2 separate regions of the Homo sapiens genome follow, and region 1 is linked to region 2. A link is an interaction called in ENCODE POLR2A ChIA-PET data of the cell type or tissue named here. Cell type or tissue: Caco-2. All regions are shown on one strand.

What was found. ChIA-PET counts read pairs that join two places held together with the same protein. Peaks named below come from ENCODE experiments on the same cell type or tissue, not always from the same donor. Only the 100,000 strongest peaks of a DNase experiment are listed, where the experiment ranks them.
Region 1: POLR2A ChIA-PET joins it to region 2 with 6 read pairs; 17 of 35 experiments call an interaction of 5 or more read pairs at or near these places.

Annotation. Positions count from the first base shown.
Region 1 is chr20:35,505,763-35,508,262 of GRCh38, reverse strand. CEP250 (centrosomal protein 250) reads right to left here. Exons shown (of 35, transcript NM_007186.6): 31 at 412-525; 32 at 73-228. Among named protein-coding and RNA genes, the nearest start is that of CEP250-AS1, 16 kb to the right of the region's middle. In Caco-2, no CTCF peak of the experiment used is centred here; no DNase peak of the experiment used is centred here.
Region 2 is chr20:35,555,973-35,558,472 of GRCh38, reverse strand. ERGIC3 (ERGIC and golgi 3) reads right to left here. Exons shown (of 13, transcript NM_015966.3): 9 at 2,344-2,440; 10 at 2,202-2,266; 11 at 1,364-1,500; 12 at 1,224-1,279; 13 at 839-1,048. The coding sequence ends at 969. Among named protein-coding and RNA genes, the nearest start is that of ERGIC3, 15 kb to the right of the region's middle. RefSeq lists a silencer at 268-449. In Caco-2, no CTCF peak of the experiment used is centred here; DNase peaks (open chromatin) are centred at 992, 1,312 and 1,852.

The DNA.
Region 1 (2,500 bases), 50 kb after region 2:
TTACTGAGCCTATGCTCTAGGGACCACACGAGAAGTGGAGATGCATGCCCACTGGACAAGAAGAGGGGTCACCTGCTCCAAGGTACTCCGCAGCTGGACATTGTGGCGCTGCAGCCTGCTCCTGTCAATCTCCAGCCGGGCCACTGCTTGCTGCAGGTGTTCAAGCCTTTGTCTCCATGACTGCTTCTCCATTCCATCAGGACTAGGCTCAGCCTCCACTCCTGAGACCTGTGGGAAAGACCTGTGAATCTCACCTGGGCAGCCCCTAAGACAGGTAGGGAACAGACAGAGGACACACAGACCAATCTGGCAGGTTTAAGCTTCAGGAACCCAGTTCCCAAGGGAAGGGGACAAACCCCTGGACAGGAGCTCCCTGCTGGGTCACCTGTTCCCCCAGAGCCCCCAGCTCACCTCTCCCAGCTGCACACCCTGCTCCCCTCTGGACCCCAGTTCTGCTGTGCTGGTTGCACCTGGGCTGTGTAGCCGCTCCTTCTCCAGAGCCCGTCTGGTGAGCTCCAGTTCATCCTAGGGTACGGAGGTATGGAGCAAAATCACACCTTGCCAACCTCATATCCAGACCAACCCATCCTCCACACAAACAGCGGTTCAATGTTCTCCTCAGGCTTTTGTCTTATTTTTCCTAGAGGCTCTGAGTCATTCTAGTACAGAACCTTCATTTTACAGATAGGTAAAACAAAGGAGCAGAGGGGCTCTTCTCAAGGATATGCGGTGAGCTAGCAAGGAAGCTAGGATCAGAGCCCCCAGCTCACTTCACATCTCCTAGAAGGCTGAGCAATGACTCAGAGCACTGATGTGCTGTGGGAACAGCATGGACTCTCGAGTCACACAGGGCTGGGTGCCCTGTGGCGTACCCAGTGGCCCATATAGCCACTCAGTGGCTATATGACTCTGGTCAAAGCACAAGCTCTCCCCAAACCCCAATTTCCTCATTTATAAAACGACTACATGCACCATGAAACATGGATCAAGTCCTTAGGTTAAGTCCCTTTGGATAAATGGGGAAGCCTCATGCTAGATACTTTCTAGGTGCCCTGTGGTTCATAAATGATAACAGTCAAGAAGAGATGAACAAGAGAAAACAAGTGTACGCAGGTGGATGTGGGTTGCCTGGGAGAGAGGAAGAGCTTGGTGACAGAAAGCCTGCGCTCTAGAGGCAGATGACTCAGACCTCATTCCAGTCCTGCCATTTATGAGTTTGTTTTTTTGAGACAAGAGTCTCACCCTGTGTGTTTGGAGGTGGCAGTGGGTGAAGTGACTCTGACCAGAGTTATGTTATTGAGTGAATACTGCTCAGTAACCCAAGAGTATGGGTGGGAAGTGCCCTCCTGCCCAATTACATAACTTACTTTTGCTGTGCCTGTAAGAATGGGCCTGAACATAGGAAAGGAGGTCCACTTAGTGCTTTCTTCCTAAGCAATTCATACATATCATGCCATGTCATACCACCAATGCCTATATTACTGATGAGAAATTGAAGATCAGAGTGAAGGCATTCACCCGGGGTTACACAGCTGATAAGCCGCACTACTGTATTTCAAACCCTGTGAACTTTGGAGTTCACAGATGGACCTCCTTCTCCTCATATTGCCCTTCACCAAGAGCAGAGCTTTGTGAGTTCCCAGAATGAACTCTCTGGGGGACTGTGTGTCTGGGGTTCTCTGGGGCCCAGTCAAGGGACCAGGATGTAGAGTCTATTTCCCTGGAAAATTGGACTGGGCGTCTTTTGGAAAAAGAGATGATGCCTCTCTCTCTTGAGCCAACTTGGCTTTCCTGTTTGCCTGCTCTCTGCAGGTCTTGTGCTCAGTACCGGGGGTACAAAGGTGACTAAGACACGGTGCTTGACCTTGAGGTTAAATAATACACCCTGAAGTCCTCTCCTAAGCCCACTTCCTCTCTCACTCAACATTCTGCCTACAAGAAACCCATTTGTTCTAACTGCTGATGACTCCAAAGTGTCTCTGGCTTCAACTCCATCCTTCAGCTTCAGATCATTTTACTGACCTGCCAACAGGCTCCTCCCTCCATTTCCAAACTGACCTCATCATTCATTCCACTCCTCTTTCTCACACCTGCTTCTCTTCATCTTCATGAACAGGAACCTGAGTGTCATCTTTGACTTCTTTCTGCCCTCTCTTTATTCCTCCCACCTCTTAGCCAATCAAGTCCTACCTCTCAGACCCACCCACATGTCTCCATTCACACTTTCCATCTTAGGGCACAAGCTCTCCCCTGGACTTCCCAGTACAGCCTCCCAGTGGGTCTCTCCAGACATGCTGTTGCTCCACACGGCAGCCTGAGCAATCTTTGTGAGCTGTATGTCTGATCACATCACTCCCCTGCTGCAAAAACTTCATCTGCTTCCCACCACCCAGGTCCTCAGCATGACTTGTAAGCCCTGACAGGTGTGGCCCCTGCTGTCTTCCGGTCTCTTCCCAAATCCTCCCTCTGTCCCATGCAACCTGAACCATCTACACAGATA
Region 2 (2,500 bases):
CATTAACCTGTCCATTCCTCACCATCCCTGAGAGAGGCTTCCATCAGAGCTAAAAGTTCTGCTGTCACTACCTGACTTCGCTTCCTTTCCCCTCTCTCTCGCTTTTCCCCTGCCACAGTCTTGCATCAACATTCGAGACATGATCTGATAAACTGACTGGCTGTTTAGGTACCCCTGGTTCCCTAGGCTGTGGACTGGTGAGGTTGCTGGGCCCTGGTTCTCCACATGGATCCAGAGTTCTAATGGGAAACCCTGATTAGGCTCCAAGCCAGGGGTCTGGTGCTGGCCCTGCTCCAGAATGGCCACTGACTGCTACTTTCGCACCTCAGTGTTCAGTTTTGCTTCCATCTAGACTGCAGAGGACCTGGAGGGATTCCTCTCTGCAGTGAGAGCCAGCGTGGGGTTTGGCACAGAGTGGGATCAGTGAGTGTGACAGGATCAGGTGTATTGAGCCCAGGGTGGCGGAGAGCGGCCCCAGCTTTACCCATCAATGAAGAAGTGGCAAGCCCCAATATGCACTCAGGGCCCTGAATTAGTGGCCTGGGGTTGATCACTCATGAGCCTGGGGGCCATGGTGGCTCCAGGAAGCTCACGCTGAAAAGGTCCATCTGAGCCCTGGGGCTGAACCCGAGAGGCCTGAGGACCACAGTGGAGGAGGGACCCAGGACAGGGCTGTGGGCTGGACATGAACCTGGTTTGAATAAACCCCGGTTAACTAGGGGATGCCCATGTGGGGCTCCCGAGGGCTCTGGGCCCCGATCTGTCAGTCACAATTGCCTTCAATGAGTGGCCAGGATGAGGCTCTGGCCATGGCAAGGATCACACGGAGACCAGTGAGTACTATCACAATCAATCAATAGATTTATCAACCTGGGGCTGGGGCTGACCGAGGAGGTGGAGGGTGGCAGAGGCTGGGGGACAACCACAGGCCAGGGAGAAAGAGGAGACAGAGGAAGCACCGAGGGTGACTACGTTGTCTTCCCTAGATCAATTTTCTTCTGGATGGCTCGTGCTGAGTGGTAGATGAGCGAATCGATGAGTCCAGCCACTGGGAGAGAGACAAGGGCTGGCACTGGCCCAGTGGGGGCCTTGGCTTTTGACGCTGAGAGCCTTGTCACTTAACTGGCCAGGCCAGCATCTGCCCCTTCACCCCCAACCAAACCTGGGGCACCCAGGCTTTACCCTCCCCACCCCACAGCTCACAGACGCCCTGGGCCTCTTACCTGTGAACATGCCCCCAATGATGGCGCACACACCTGTCAGGAAGTGGGTGAAGGACCTGGTAGAAGGAGAGGGTGGGCTCAGCAGGCATCCTCCTCCCTCAGGCCCAGGCCCCCAGAGGCCGCTTTGCCCCCATCCTCACCTGTGCTTCTCCGTCAGCTTCACCATCATGGGCGAGAGCTCATAGAGGACGAAGACTCCGGGAAGGCCTTGGTCGCCCAACAGCCCATTGGCAACCTTCTCATGTCTGGTCACAGAGAACTGATTTGTCCTCAGTACCTGGGGTGGGAGGGGAGCCTGGGCCAGGGCTAGGGCTAGGACCTGGCTCCAGCCACCATCAGCCCCACCCCTGCTCCTTCCCCTTTCCTGTTGAGCCTTGGCCGTGTAAGGAGAGAACACAGCACCGTGCTAGTGGCCTGCACTGCAAGGCCTGGCCCGCCAGACCCCCTCTCCTAGTCTTGGCCTCAGCCTTCCCCTCCAGGTGCCAAGTCTTTACAGTTTACCTATCCTGGCAGCATTTGGTGGGTGTTCTCACGGGGGTCCAGGCTGAGAAGCAGCTCTCCAAAGACGCACCAAGGCTGACCTGACTTCCTCTGCCCTCAGCCCCTCGCATCCTGCCACTCTGCTGAGATGCTGCTCCACAGGCCAGGGCAGCCTTGGGAGCGGGTACACAGAGACTTGCCTTGCCTAACCCCCAGCCCAGGCAGACCACAGAGAACAGTGAGGCAGGCAGACGGTGGGCACCGGAGGAACGGATAGAAGCGGTGAGGGCAGCAGAAAGAGCAGGCGCTTTAAATCTAACAGCCCCAGGCCTGCACTCTGCCTGGGAGGGCAAATCCCCCACCCTCTCTGTGCCTCAGTCTTTTATTCGCCATGTGAGGACGAGGCAGCTTTCACTCCCCAGGCTGACGGAACGAAATGCAGGAACTCCAGTGCTTGGCACCGCGCAGGAGACTCTGGTAGGGAGCTCCCTGACTCACCTCTCCGTCCACCTTCATGTACACAGTGGGCACCACCTTCACAAAGTACTGGAACATCATGGAGGCTGAGGGGAAAACAAAGCACTGGGTATGGGTGCCCGGCCGGCCTTCTGCGGCTGGGGGCTGCCTCCCGGGCTGGTACCTTGGGGCGCAGTGACATTGGTGTGGTCCAGGGGGTTCACAATGCCTGGATAGTCCTCCCCAAATGACAGGTGCTGGATGTAGTGGGTCATGTTGATCTGTAAACAACACCATCCAGAGCTCATCCAAAGCTCTGATGACAGTAGCAGACAGGGACA